Regions from separate parts of the Homo sapiens genome. Here regions 1 and 2 are each linked to region 3. A link is a loop called in an ENCODE intact Hi-C map of the cell type or tissue named here. Cell type or tissue: heart right ventricle. All regions are shown on one strand.

Evidence for each region. A loop is a pair of places that touch in the nucleus more often than their neighbours do. Peaks named below come from ENCODE experiments on the same cell type or tissue, not always from the same donor. Only the 100,000 strongest peaks of a DNase experiment are listed, where the experiment ranks them.
Region 1: a loop joins it to region 3, with 2.9 times the contacts of the local background. A loop is called at or near these places in 5 of 110 quality-filtered maps.
Region 2: it touches region 3 in a loop (2.3-fold over the local background); 57 of 110 quality-filtered maps call a loop at or near these places.

Annotation. Positions count from the first base shown.
Region 1 is chr20:25,537,990-25,542,989 of GRCh38, reverse strand. The region is part of intron 1 of NINL (ninein like); the gene reads left to right. Among named protein-coding and RNA genes, the nearest start is that of NINL, 45 kb to the left of the region's middle. In heart right ventricle, a CTCF peak has its summit at 2,594 (motif pointing right); no DNase peak of the experiment used is centred here; H3K4me3 peaks cover 2,062 bases; H3K27ac peaks cover 1,825 bases.
Region 2 is chr20:25,308,086-25,313,085 of GRCh38, reverse strand. It overlaps ABHD12 (abhydrolase domain containing 12, lysophospholipase), which reads left to right. Exons shown (of 13, transcript NM_001042472.3): 7 at 3,511-3,640; 8 at 4,592-4,629. Among named protein-coding and RNA genes, the nearest start is that of PYGB, 63 kb to the right of the region's middle. RefSeq lists enhancers at 2,733-2,852, 2,697-3,896. In heart right ventricle, a CTCF peak has its summit at 2,513; DNase peaks (open chromatin) are centred at 2,305 and 2,463; H3K4me3 peaks cover 834 bases; H3K27ac peaks cover 3,194 bases.
Region 3 is chr20:25,397,017-25,402,016 of GRCh38, reverse strand. The region is part of intron 2 of LOC105372581 (a long non-coding RNA gene); the gene reads left to right. Among named protein-coding and RNA genes, the nearest start is that of GINS1, 8.2 kb to the left of the region's middle. RefSeq lists a silencer at 3,897-4,097. In heart right ventricle, CTCF peaks have their summits at 2,490 and 2,696 (motif pointing right); a DNase peak (open chromatin) is centred at 2,690.

The DNA.
Region 1 (5,000 bases), 140 kb before region 3:
TGGCTCACTGCAGCCTCCACCTCCCAGGTTCAAGCAATTCTCGTGCCTTGGCCTCCCAAGTAGCTGGGATTACAGGCGAGTAGTGCCTTCCACTACCCCTGGCTAATTTTTGTGTTTTTAGTAGAGAGGGGGGGTTTCACCATGTTGACCAGGTTGGTCTCGAACTCATGACCTCAAATGATCCGCCCGCCTCAGCCTCCCAAAGTGCTGGGATTATAGGCATGAGCCACCACGCCCAGGCTTTTTTTTTTTTTTTTTTTTTTTTTTTTTTTTTTTTTTTTTTTTTTTTTTTAGTGAAAGCAAGTTTATTAGAGAAGTGAAGAAACAAAAGAATGGCTACTCCATAGAGCATCTTCGAGGGCTGCTGGTTGGCTGCTTTCAGAATTCTCTATTTGCCTTTAAGGTTTGACCATATGGCTATAATGAGTCTCAGTGTGGATCTCTTTAAGAATATTCTTTTTGGGTTTCTTACCTTTTGGATCCAAATATGCATGTCTTTCATCAGATTTGAGAAGTTTTTGGCCATTTTTTCTGTGAATGTTTTTTCTGCCCCATTCTTCTTCTTGGTCTCCTCTGATGTGTATGATTGTACACTTGACCTTTAGACTCTGTTCATTTTTCTTCATTCTTCAAATTGTGTAATCTTTCCTGTGTGCAGTGACTGAAGTTTCTGTTCTTCACAGTCAGCCAGTGACCTGACAAAGTTTCTCCCTTCCCAAAAGGTATTCCCATCCCTTTATATATTCTGATAGATGCTTTTGAGGGAAGCTTCTGTAGCCCAGGAAGGCTGAATGCAAGGCAAAGTCTGCTTCATTCCCTAAAGGAACCACTAGACCAACCAAAACCCTGAGCCCATGCTTTGGAGGACAGGGTCCCCACTGCCCACTCTGGCACCAGCCAGACACCCCAGGAGTGCAGGCTGCTGTCATCCAGCTCTAGGGCAGCAGGAACAAGGGCTGAGGAACAGGGATGGTAGCAGGCCCATAAGGATCTGAAATGATTCCAGAGTTTTGAAATAGTTGATTGCAGTTGCTCAGTAGTTTCTGTGGGAACGTCTGACCCCCTAGAGCTTCCTGCCCTGCTGGTGTGCACAGTGTCACTCCTCCCATTGTTTTTGATCATACACGGATGATTCTTGTCTTATTACAGCTATTACAGTGGTAGCTGCAAATGTGCTCTTCTAGTTCTCTCATTTCTTCTATTTCTGTTATTGGCTATTTCCAGTAAAAAAGAGGAACTATTGCTTTCTTTACAGTAGATTTATGTTAGAAGTTGATACTGATGTTGAGAATAAAGTTTCCTATTTTTGTAATGATATATATAGAAAGAGCTCATTTTATATACATAGAAGTGTATGTGGATAATCTCATGTCTATAACTAATTGTATGGATATTTTGTAATTATATAGATACACATATAAATTTTGCATCTATAGCTATAGTCCTAGCATGAATATAAGTATGTGTGGATATAAAAGTCTTTACATACATTGACATACAATAGGAACTTACAGGATTAGCTGTATATGATTATTTATCTTGGAAGCTATAAATGCCCACCCAGCTTGTAGATGGTTAGAGATGTGTACAGTCCCAGACACATTTGCCTGTATAATGGGGCATGGTAACATTTATTCAGTACTTGCCATCAGGCACGGGTCTCAGTACCTAACATGTTAGCATGCTTAGCATTAGCTCTTTTAATGCTCAGAATGTCCTAATCAGGTTGTTCAGATCACGAAACTGAGGTTCAGGGAGGTGAAGTAATGTGTCCAAGACCACAGAGCTAGAAAGTGGCAGAACCCACATTAAAACCAGAGACTTTGTAAGCAGAGTCTGGCGTTGATAGGTACCGAGGTGTCTTTTTTTAGGAGACCACAGAAAGGTGTTCTAGGACAGTTTTAACATTTGGTATCTTTGTAGTTTTTAGTCTAAAAATCTACTTTGTAGGGAAAGTAAGTATTAACACTTAAATGAGGTATAAGCTTATTTTTAGATTTTTGGGACTGAAACAATAAAAAAGCTTCTTAAACCTTATTTGATAAAAAAAAAAAGGGATAGCTTTTCAAACTTGATTGTTGAGATATTTTGGGTCTGTGCCTGCAAAATAAATAAATAGCAAAAATTTTGAAAAATAAGCGAAAACCATGAAAACACTTAAAGCGGAAGTTAATCCTAATAGCTCAGAACTGCCGGAGTGTGAAGGTTGATTCCTGCTGGCAAGGCCATTGGAAGTAGCACTGAGGTCTGTTCAGCTGGAAGGTAGGCACTGGCTTCAGTGTTTTATTGGGGTTATAACATCTTTCCAGATTAAAAAGGAACACCCTCAAAGGGCTGCCTCAGCCCTGTTCTTTCTGGGCGAGCAGGATTTACAGAGATCCTTGTTGGGAATGGCTTCCCGTTACGGACACTCTGGGTCCCTAGGTGATTGGCACACCTAGGCTGCCTCCGAGTGGTCATGAATCTCTTCTCTGCCCTTAATGCCCGGTGGATTCTGGGGGGCATAGCTTAAATTCCCTCGTCACTGTGCATAAATTAACTAAATTAAATGCAAACCAACACCTTCTCCTCCGGCCTCCAGAGGGCTGCACTGTCCTGCAGAGCGATGACAACGTCATATGTCTCTGGGGCAGCATCCAGTTTGTTTGGGGACAGGCTTTTCCCCTCTGGATGAAAACAGGATTTTCTTTCACTTGGTGGCAAAGTTTATGTTTGTATCTTAAATTAAGCTTTATAGCATTAGGATTATTGAGAGCCTACTCATTCCAGTTTCCAAAAATGAAACTAAGAGAAACTGTTGCTTTTTATCTGGAATATTGCCCTCAATTTTGTAGCCAGCTGCTGAATGCTGGCCAGATTTTCTGGTGATTTTGACATGCAAACATTTTATGCAGATGTGGAATACCAAGGAGTATTAATAATTCAGTTTGCATGAAGAAGAAACTGAAGAGGCCTCTGAACTGCGCAGGTAAACAGTGTGTATTATTACAGTGAGCTGCTTGTTGTGAGGCTGCACTGAGGCGCCTGCGCAGGCCTGGGAGCCCCCGGGAACCCGCAGGGGTGTGCAGTGGCAGTGCTGGATGAATGTCTTGGTCCTGAGAGTTCAGGGAAAGCTCCGTTTCTTTCCTCCGCCCCGTGGGTCTGTGGAAGGATGATAGAGAAGGGGTGTCCTTGCCTCTGCCCTCACACAGAGGCTTTGGGGAGTCTAAACAGAGGGCTTTGGGTGGGCGGCTCACACGCTGTGGGCTCCCTGGGGAGAGTTAGGGCGGCTTTCTCCCCTCAGTGTTCTGTCATTTGCATTGGTTGTATTTCCAAGTAGGGAGGGAGGGGAAGGCCGATTTGCAGCTAGGCGCCTCTGGAAATAGGGTTTGAGCAGCATGAAACTGGGATTCTGGGCACCTGTACATACATGGGACGGTAGTTCTGGTGTCCTTGGTGGCAGTATTACAGCGTGTAGTGAGTAAGCAGCAGTCTCCGTATGGAGCGCCTGGCCTTTTCAGTCATCGCCCCCTTAGTAGCAGGTGTTTAGTTCACCCTATAGACCGCGAGGCCACAAGTGGCAGGAGCTGGGACTTGCCCAGACCTGAGCTGCCTGCCTTGGCCGCTCAGGGGCCCTGCGGCCTCACAGCGAGGTATGGGCCAGGTTGCTGGTTCTCCGTGGCTGTGGAGTCAGCATTGCCAACCTCTGTTTATCCAGGGTTGTCTTTGCATGGGTCAGGAAGATCCCGCTGCTGTGAACCCTGGCATGTGACCTTGGCCTCTCTCTGTTGACCCTGGCAGCAGGAGCATGGCTGTTCGCTGACTCCTTATCTTTGCTGTCCCAGCTGATGCTGTGAGTGTGCACACAACTGTGCTGCAGGGAAATTGGACACTGGATTCTGGGCATCAGCACTCTTGCCAGGGAGCTGACCCCAGCCCTGCCCATGTTAGTGTACGTTTTGGTAACATTTATCAAGTGCCCACCAGTCACTAAAGGGCAGCACTCATGTCATTTGATCAAACACTGCAGGTCAGTGGGCAGGGCCTCTCCAGCAGCAGCTGACAGCCAAGGTGCCCTGGCTGGCAAGTGTCTTCTGCTGCCACCCTTGGTCAGGGCCTGAAGCCCAGCTCTGTGCTCCCTGACCCTGTGTTCCCCAGCCCTGTGCTCCCCGGCCTTGTGCTCCCCAGTTCTGTGCTTCTCCACCCCTGTGCTCCCCAGTTCTGTGCTCTCCAGTTCTGTGCTCTCCTCAGTTCTGTGCTACCCACCCCTGTGTTTCCTAGTTCTGTGCTCCCCAGCTCTGGGGAGAGTTAGGGCGGTTGTCTTTCTCCCCAGTTCTGTGCTCGCCAGCCCTTTGCTCCCCAGTCCTACCCATCACTGTGACCCTGGGGCCAGGCCATGTCCATGCCTGGGAGCAGAGGCCATGCCATGGTTGGCCAGCCACATATGGCAGCCTAGGACCATGTCTGCCCTGGCTTTGCCCCTGAGAGCTGCCCACCATCTACACCAGGTCCAGGGCATCAAAGGATTCCTTACCCAGAGGAGGCTGGGGTGAGCTGAAAGAACTCTGGAAAGCAAATGTGGGTGTAATTTATGTTGTGGTGGAAGAAAAAAAATATACCATGTAGTGTTTTTACAGGACCTGGCAGACTCCTCCCTTCCGTGGTGGTCCACTGCCCAGGAGCAAGGCCTTTTCATAGGACCACAGGCCACAGCAGAGGTGGGGCAGCCCACCCCTCTCAGCCCCTGCTTTCAGAGGAAGAAGCTGGACAGAAACAGAGCTCCCCTCACCTGGCGACCACAGGAGTCCCCTCTCAGGACAGTGCCTGAGGTGCACAGGCCACGCCTATGCCTCCCTGCCCTTCACTCGGTGACACATGTTCATCTTCCAGTGGCGTTGCGGGGTTGGGATGGGCCAGGGGCGGCCACCAGCATCTCACGCCCTGGTGTCTTTCACCCAGATAAGCCAAGCTCCAACCCCAGGAGAGTCCCCAGCCTGGGCAGGGCACCGTGTTGGTCCCGT
Region 2 (5,000 bases), 89 kb after region 3:
TACACCTCCCAGACGGGGTGGCAGCCGGGCAGAGGGGCTCCTCACTTCCCAGAAGGGGCAGCCGGGCAGAGGCGCCCCCCACCTCCCAGACGGGGTGGCTGGCCGGTCGGGGGCTGGCCCCCACCTCCCTCCCGGATGGGGCGGGTGGAGACGCTCCTCACTTCCCAGATGGGGCGGCTGCCGGGCGGAGGGGCTCCGCACTTCTCAGACGGGGCGGCTGCCGGGCGGAGACGCTCCTCACCTCCCAGACGGGGTCGCGGCCGGGCAGAGGCGCTCCTCACATCCCAGACGGGGCGGCGGGGCAGAGGCGCTCCCCACATCTCAGACGATGGGCGGCCGGGCAGAGACGCTTCTCACTTCCTAGATGGGATGGCGGCCGGGAAGAGGCGCTCCTCACTTCCCAGACTGGGCAGCCAGGCAGAGGGGCTCCTCACATCCCAGACGATGGGCGGCCAGGCGGAGACGCTCCTCACTTCCCAGACGGGGTGGCGGCCGGGCAGAGGCTGCAATCTCGGCACTTTGGGAGGCCAAAGCAGGCGGCTGGGAGGTGGAGGTTGTAGTGAGCCGAGATCACGCCACTGCACTCCAGCCTGGGCAACATTGAGCACTGAGTGAACGAGACTCCGTCTGCAATCCCGGCACCTGTGGAGGCCGATGCTGGCAGATCACTCGCGGTTAGGAGCTGAAGACCAGCCTGGCCAACACAGCGAAACCCCGTCTCCACCAAAAAAATACGAAAACCAGTCAGGCATGGCAGCGCGCTGCTGCAATCACAGGCACTCGGCAGGCTGAGGCAGGAGAATCAGGCAGGGAGGTTGCAGTGAGCCGAGATGGCGGCAGTACAGTCCAGCTTCGGCTTGGCATCAGAGAGAGACCGTGGAAAGAGAGGGAGAGGGAGACCGTGGGGAGAGGGAGAGCTATTTTATTTTTTTTAAGAGAGGGTTTCGCCATGTTGCCCAGGCTGGTCTTGAACTACTGGGTTCAAGCAGTCTGCCCACCTTGGCCTCCCGAAGTGTTGGGATTACAGGTGTGAGTGAGCCATTGCAACTGACTGCGAGACTGTTTTAAAGTGTATTCTGGCTGGGCACGGTGGCTCACGCCTGTAATCCCAGCACTTTGGGAGGCTGAGGTGGGCAGATTGCTTGAAACCAGGAGTTCGAGATAAGCCTGGGCAGCGTGGCAAAACCCCGCCTCTACTAAAAATACAAAAAAAAGTAGCTGAGCCTGGTGGCAGGTGCCTGTAATCCCAGCTACTCAGGAGGCTGAGGTGGGAGGAAAGCTTGAGCCCAGGAGGCGGAGGTTGCAGTGAGCCAAGATCATGCCACCGCACTCCAGCCTGAGTGACAGAGCGAGACCCTGTCTCAAAAATTTCAAAAAGTGTATTCCACCATGTAGTCCTCAGCTGGAGAGATTAAAGAGTTGATGGCAACGTGGCTGGCTGCCTTCACCTTCTTGTGGGGGCAGGTGGCGTGTCTATCCTCAGACCAAGAGGAGATATGGGAGGGACAAAGGAGAGAGGCTGTCACCTGGATGTGGGGGTTGTGTTAATTCTCTCTTGCTGCTATAACATGTTACCACAAACAGTGCTTTAAACCAGCACACATGTAGCGTCTTGCAGTTCTGGAGGTCAGAAATTCAGAATCTGCAGCCCCCAGGCTGGAATCAGGGTGGGAGCAGGGCTCTCAGGGAGAATGCCTGGCTGCCCTTTCCAGCCACCTGTGTTCCTTGGCTCACAGCCCTTCTGTGATTGAGTCCCAGGTCATCTGGCTCTGACCCTGACTCCTCTCCCTTTTTCTCTGATGAGGACCCTTGTGGTTATTTTGGGCCCACCCAGCTTGTCCAGGATCACCCCCATCTCAAGGCAAGCAGTTAGTAGCTTTCATTCCTTCCATACCTTTCATTCCCCAGCCATGTGACCCAACGCGTTCACAAGTTCCAGGGATTAGGTCATGGACACTTTTGGGGGCCACCATGCTGCCAACCACAGGGAAGAAAGTTCCATCAGGATGACAGTTGTGGGCTGGGAAAAACTCCAGAATGAGGAGCAAGGAAGTGGTTTGCCCTCTCCTTCTCTCCATGTTGACACTGGTTCTCTTCTGCTGCATGCTAGAGACCTTAGGAGAGGGAGAATGAGTGGCTTCTTCCCATTCATCTCCCCGCACTTCTGTCAGGAAATGAAATCCCACGCAGCACTTTCTGTTTCAGTTCTCGTGGAGTCTACGTTTCTAATTGGCACCAAGACTGCCAGCTCCATCTCCGACTGTCCCTCTGTCTCTCTCACTGCATCTGCCTCTTTGTCCGCATCCTTCTGCCTCCTGTCCCTGTCTCTGTGCCTGTCTGTCTGTCCCTGTCAGTCTTCTTGCCTGTCTCTGTGCCTCTCTGTTCCTGTCTCTCAGTCTTCCTGTCTGTCTCTGTCTCCTGTCCCTGTCTCTGTTCTTTTCTTTCTGTCTCATGTCCCCATACCCCTGCCTCCCAGCCTGGCCCTAGCCCTCTGCATGGCCTCCTCCCTCCTCTAGTGTCTGAGTCGGGAAACAGCAAGTTCTGCACTAACTGTTTGCTTACACTGCACAACCTGCTCTTTCTGACCTTTGTGGTGCTTTCAGATCATCTGATGATGACTCACTGCTGGGCTGCTGGAAAGATAATTGCACTCCACCTTTGCTGGAGACTGGGGGAGGGACCCTTGGGAGGTTGTAATTTTGGGGGGCAGAGATGGTAGTGTTTTCTGTTATGGAAACAAGATGCTAATTAGACCCTAAGGGGAAACAGCCCCTTTCCCCTTCCTGGGTCATGGTTGCCTTGAACCCAGAAATGCCCTCCCTGTTCTGGGAGCCTCCGGACTCCACTCCCTGTCCTGCCCCTGACCAAGCCTTCGGCGTTGAGGAGGTTGGTGTCCAGCCAGCGGCCCCGGGGGCTGCTCATCTGACCACGCCATCTGCACTGCTGCTCGTCAGGGCTCGGAGTGGGACACATGGATGCTGCTGGGGGATGGGGGAGAAGTGTAGAGCTGAGGATGGTGGTGGCAGAGGCTTTCACTGCCTTAGACCTCACTAGCTTGCCTGTTAAGAAAGAGAGAGGGAGAAGTGAGCTCACTCCCCTGCCCAAGAGGGTGGGGCAAGTCCCAGCCCTGGCCTGAGGATGCCGGTGCCAGCTCTGAAGCTCTGTGATCTGTTCTGTTAACTCAGCTTGCTGTTAGTTGCCATTCAAATGTGCAGCTCACCAACTTAGAGTGACCCTGTGAGGGGATGTCTGGTTTGTGCAGTCAGCAGGGGCAGGGCAGGGTTGCTGCTGGGCTGCCTTCCCCAGGGCTGGTGGGGATGTGGGGTTGTGCCCGTTCTCCCCACTGCTTGCTCTGCCCAGTGGCCTGGGTGGGTCTGTGGACTCTGGAAGGGTGGGCCAAGCGGGCCCCTCCCTGTCTCCTCCTGGCCCTGGGCCCCCTTGGGGAGGTGTGTTTGTCCAGGTTTTGTGAGCTGCCTTTGACCTCCCCGTCCTGCCGTTTCTCCCTCCCAGGTTGGGGTGACTCAGTGGGAACGCCATCTGAGCGGGGCATGACCTATGACGCACTCCACGTTTTTGACTGGATCAAAGCAAGAAGTGGTGACAACCCCGTGTACATCTGGGGCCACTCTCTGGGCACTGGGTAAGGGACCCCAGCAGGAGGCAGCCTTTAGTGGGAGTCAGTATTCCTGGTGACTCCCATGCCTGGATCTAGAGAGTCCACCATCCCTGCAAACCCTGTGGCACCATTAGTCCCGACCAGCCTCGCTCCCATCCCCATGGCAGAGGCAGGAGGGGAAGTTACAAAGAGACTCCAAAGGATCTGAGCTCCTCGTCCAGGAAGTGGCTCAGGACAGACATAGGCAGTGGAGGTCGAGGGGTCTCCCTAGGGAGACTTGGCTCTGAGGAAGAAGCGTCTTCAGAGCTGAGGGAGGGCACAGTGGGTGGTTTGCTTCTCACAGAGGCCAGGACAGGAGGTACTTCCACACTCCCTTTGTGGGCAGCCTGAGTCATCTCTGCTGATGCGAGGTCCACGTCTCTGCGGGAACCTCTGCTCTCAGGGCCCCAGTCCCCAGACCTTCACTGCCATTCCCTTTCTGCTGCCTTTCCCTTCGGGGCAGCCCTTCTCCCAACACCTGAATGGCCTCTTGTAGGCTGGGAAGCATCAGGAGAGGAGTGGGTGGGGGGCACCAGCCATCCCTTTGGCCGTCTGCGTGGTCCACCAGGTGTGGTCCTGGGATGGCAAGAGGCCCTGGGTGTGGTGGGCTCCAGGAGAGGTGCAGGCAGACGCTGGCCACCCCCAGCCGACAGGCGGCCCGGCCAATGGGAGTGTACGGGCAGTGAGAGGCAGCAGGACACACCTCGGGGACAAGCTGACTGGCTGTGGGTACAGCCCTCATTGCAGGGGTCAGCTGATGGTGGGGCAGCCAGGTCACCCCCAGTGCTAGAGGGATCTCCATTTCCCCCACTCTGTCCTGAAACTCCAGTAGCTTCACAGACCCCATGGCTCCTCTGAGCACTTTCCAGCATAAGGCCCATATCATCTCAAACAATTTTATCATAACTCAACTAAGCTGTTTTTCTTTTTTCCTAGCGTGGCGACAAATCTGGTGCGGCGCCTCTGTGAGCGAGGTGAGTGCCTTGTTGGGCCCCAGCCGTGGCAGTGAGCATTCAGGGTGCTCCCCAGTCCCGGCCCTGCTGCAAGTGCTCAGCGTCCTCATGGAGCAGCATGAGCTGCACATTCTGGGGGGCCCGGGGCTGACCAGCCACCCTTCCCATGATACACCTGAGGAGCTGGGGAGCCTCACACACACAGGTCTGGCCCCAGAGCCGCATCAGCAAGTCTGCTTTTTAGGAGTGACCAGAGCCATCTCTGTTCCCCTGGCGGGCACCCCTGGTGCTATCTGAGGCCTGCCGAGGTGGTTGCCTGGTGGGAGGCGCTGTGGTCTCCTTGTGCTTTCTGGGGGCCCCTCAGAGCCCCACAGGCCACATGTATGTCGCTG
Region 3 (5,000 bases):
TTCCACTTGGAGTTTAATTCGTACTGTACTTCTGCCATTATCTCCTTATTATTCTGTGGGGGAGCAGGCTGAATCTAAAAATCTGAAAGAATCTGTTGTCCCACCCACAGCGCCAATTGAAAATAAAAAACGGAGGAGGATAAAAATTGGCCTATACTGCCTCCTCCAGTTGCAGAAACATCTGTACTGCCTCCTTCAGTAGCAGAAATAGAGACCCCAATACAAAGATTTTTACACTCTGCTGCCATAGCTGGAGAGCCCTTAGAACCCTGTGCTTTTCCTATTTTTGTAAGGTCTGATCCAAATAATCCACAGCAGGTTATTCATGAACACACTCCACTAGAGTTTAAGTTGTTAAAGGAATTAAAAGCAAGTGTGGTAAATGATGGCATACAGAGCCCATTTACCTTAGGATTGCTAGAATCCGTGTTTGGTGCTATGAGTCTTTTACCCTTTGATGTAAAACACTTGGTGCGAGCTTGCTTGTCCACTAGCACATATCTGACATGGAATTTAAATTAGCAAGAAATGTGTGCAGACCAGGCTAGACAGAATCATGTTGCTGGACATGGAGACATTACAGAGGATATGCTATTAAGTAATGGCCCTTATTCAGACCTGGAACATCAAATGGCACTCCCAGACGCTGCTTATCAGCAGTGAACACAGGCCGCTAAAGGTGCCTGGGCCACAATTCCTGAAGACGGAGTCCCAGTACAATCCTTTTTACATATCATGCAAGGGTTGCAAGAGCCCTATGAACATTTTCTTTTTTCTTTTTTTCTTTTTCTTTTTTTTTTTTTTGAGACAGAGTCTTGCTCTGTTGCCCAGGCTGGAGTGCAGTGGCGCAATCTCGGCTCACTGCAAGCTCCACCTCCCGGGTTCACGCCATTCTCCTGCCTCAGCCTCCGGAGTAGCTGGGACTACAGGCACCCACCACCACAATTGGCTAATTTTTTGTATTTTTAGTAGAGATGGAGTTTCACCGTGTTAGCCAGGATGGTCTCGATCTCCTGACCTCGTGATCTGACCGTCTCGGCCTCCCAAAGTGCTGGGATTACAGGCGTGAGCCACTGCACCTGGCCACCCTATGCACATTTTCTTGCAAGACTGCGAGAAGCAGTGAAGCGCCAAATTCCTCATACCGCAGCTGCAGAAATGCTAATCTTAACTCTAGCTTTTGAGAACGCAAACACGGATTATAAACATGCACTGGCACCGGTGAGGTGTACAAAAAACTTGGGAAATTTTCTCAGAGCTTGTCAGGACGTGGGAACTGAGCTTCATCACTCTGAAATGTTAGCGCAAGCAATGGCTAATTTAGCAGTTGACAAATCTAAAAGGAGCCAAGGGTCAAACCCTAAAATGGGAAAATGTTATGATTGTGGAAAAACTGGACATTTTAAAAAGGAATGCCGCCAGATCTCAGGACAGAAAGGACCTTACAATACAGTGCCCCACCGAGCGGAAAAAACGCCAGGACTTTGTCCTTGCTGTAACAAAGGAAATCACTGGGCTAATCAGTGTCGCTCAAAATTTCATCAGAATGGGACCCCCATGCCAGGAAACGAGACGGGGCCTGGACCCGGGCCCCACAAACAATGAGGGCATTCCCAGCCCAGACTTCAACCCCGTTTCAGGGATGAGTTCCCAGAGGCACTTGATTCCCTCACCCCAGGAACACCACAAAGTGCAGGATTAGATCTACCCGCCAGAGAAAGAATCACGTTAGTAGGGGGAGACAGACCTATCAAAGTTCCCACTGGTATTTGGGGACCTTTACCAACAGGATACATGGGACTAATTTTAGGCAAAAGCCATCTTAACTTGCAAGGCATCACTGTAGTCCCAGGAGGGATTGACTCTGATTATGAAGGAGAAATTCAAGTAGTTTTAATGTCACAAGATCTTTGGGTTTTTGAACCGGGAGAATATATTGCTAATTATTGCTTATTCCCTGCAAATTACACCCTTCTCCACGAAAGGAGAAACAAGGAAATAAAGGGTTTGGGAGCACAACTACATGGGAAATCTATGTATCCCAACCCATAGCCTCTAACAGACCTGCTTGTGTAGTACAAATTAAAGGAAAAAAATTTTATGGGCTTATGGATACAGGAGCTGATGTATCACTAATCTCTAAAGACAACTGGCCCCCATCCTGGCCCTTGCAATTAACTTCTATGTCCCTAGTGGGAGTAGGCACAGCTCAAAGTGTTCAACAGAGCCCTGAGATTTTGTCTTGTCTTGGTCCAGATGGACAGTCATGTACTTTTCAGCCTTATGTTGCAAATATAGCTATCAATTTATGGGGTCAAGACTTACTTACAGCATGGGATATGAGACTTACAAATGAAAACTTCGATAACCCAGGATTTAAAATGTTGAAGAACACGGGATATCAGAGGGGAAAAGGTTTAGGAAAATTTCAAGGAAATCCTAACCCGATATCAGTAACTGGAAAAACAGAAAAGGGCTAGGACATCAGGATTTCTGATGGGGGTCATTGATATTTCTCCTCCACCCACTACCTTACCATTAGAATGGCTCAGTGACAAACCCATATGGGTAGATCAATGGTCCCTATCTCAGGAGAAGCTGACACAACTTCAGCAGCTAGTGAAAGAACAATGGGATGCCGGACTCAGAGAGGAGTCAGCCCCTGGAATTCTCCAGTGTTTGTTATTACAAAAAAGTCCAGAAGATGGCGACTGCTACATGATTTAAGAGCTATTAATGCACATATAAAACTGATGGGTGCCTTACAAAAAGGTTTACCATCTCCAGTGGCTATTCCAAGAGACAGGCCTCTTGCAGCAATAGATCTTAAGGATTGTTTCTTTACTATGCCCTTACACGGCAAGGACGAGCCTCGGTTTACCTTCTCTGTGCCTTCTATTAATCAAAGAGAATCTGTTTCTCATTATCAATGGAGAGTTTTACCCCAAGGCATGCTTAACAGTCCTATGCTATGTCAGCCTTTCGTAGGGCAGGCATTAGAGCCTCGGAATACGTTTCCTACTGCTTACATCATTCATTTTATGGATGATATTCTTTTGGCTGCTCCTACAGATCAAATCCTACAACAGTTATTCAGAGAAACAAAGAAGGCTTTGACTAAATGGAGTCTCCAAATAGCTCCAGAAATGGTACAAACAACTTCCCCATTCCAATACTTAGGAACTATTGTTAGAGAGAAGTTTACGGCCTCAGGAAGTAGTTCTCCATAAAGACAGGTTACAAACTTTAAAGGATGTTCAGCAATTATTAGGAGATATTAATTGGCTATGGCCAATGTTAGGTATTGTTACCTATCAACTTACACATCTTTACCAAACCCTGCAAGGAGATTCTTCTTTAAATTCCCTGCAGCAATTAACTAAAGAGGCAGAAGCTGAATTATGGCTTGTAGAGCAAAGGTTACAGCAGAGACATGCCTCAAGGCTACAGCTGCAAAAACCCTTGCTTTTGTTTATTCTTCCTACCCCCCCACTCTCCAACAGGACTTTTGGGACAGTTCATAGACAAGTCTGTAACAATAGAATGGCTCTTTTTACCTAATCAAACAGTCAAAACCTTGCAAGTTTATTTTTCTTTAATTACACAAATTGTGACTATGGGCAGGCATAGGTCAAAAATGCTTATGGGATATGACCCCGACAAAATTATTGTTCCTTTAGACTCCCAGCAACAAGCCAAAGCTTGGGAAATGTTGACTGCCTGGCAAACTGCTTTTGCAGACTTCGTGGGTGCTATAGATAACCACTACCTCTCAGACAAAATTTTACAGTTTTATAAAATCCATTCTTTCATTCTTCCTGTGATTACTCATCACAAGCCTATTCTAGGTGGACAGACTTATTTTAGTGATGGCTCTTCCAAAGGTTGTGCTGCTATCTATGGACCAAAACATACTCAAACAATAATGACCTCTGGGGTTTCAGCTCAACACTCAGAGCTAATTGCAGTCATTCAGGTTTTACAGCTCACAGCTCAGATCCCATCAACATTGTCTGTGATTCAGCTTATGTTGTAAATGTAGCCAGTTGCATAGGAACTGCTACAATTAAAAGTACACTAGACCCAGAACTGCTTCGCTTCTCTTCCCTTCCCTTCCCTTCCTTTCCCCTCCCCCCTCCCCCTTTCCCTCTCCCTTCCCCTCCCCCTTCCCCCTTCCCCTTTCCCTTCCCTTTTCACTTTTTTTTTCTTTCATTTTTGAGACAGAATCTCGCTCTGTTGCCCAGGCTGGAGTGCAGTGGCATGATCTTGGCTCACTGCAACCTCCGCCTTCTGGGTTCAAGCAATTCTCCTGCCTCAGCCTCCACCACCACGCCTGGCTAATTTTTTTGTATTTTTAGTAGAGACGGGTTTCACCATATTGGCCAGGCTGGTCTCCAACTCCTGACCTTGTGATCCTCCCACCTCGACCTCCCAAAATGCTGGGATTAGAGGCGTGAACCACCACGCCCAGCCGGCTTAATTTATTTGTAAGACTTCAACAAGCTATTCGCTCTCCTGAAGCTCTTTTTCATATTTCTCATATTCACTTTCACACACAACTTCCTGGGCCACTATCTCTAGGTAATGAGAAAGCAGACAAGCTGATTGGTTCTGTGTTTCAGCAAGCTCAAGTGTCTCACATGCTTCTGCACCAAAATACTGCCGCCCTTACTCGCATGTTACCTTTATCTCGCAGCCAAACTAGGGCTATAATACAAGCCCGTCCTACTTGCCAGCATGTCCCTAGAGCCACACCTGTAGAAGGCTGTAACCCACGAGGTTTGGCTCCAAATGATATTTCGCCAATGGATATTACACACATAGCAACCTTTGGTAAGCTTAGCTATGTTCATGTAACTATAGACACTTATTCTCATATGCTGCATGCTACATGCCAAACATGTGAGACAGCTGGTCATGTACAGTGACATTGTCATCATTTGCTCACATGGGGATACCTAAGCTATTAAAAACTGACAATGAACCCACTTATACTAGTC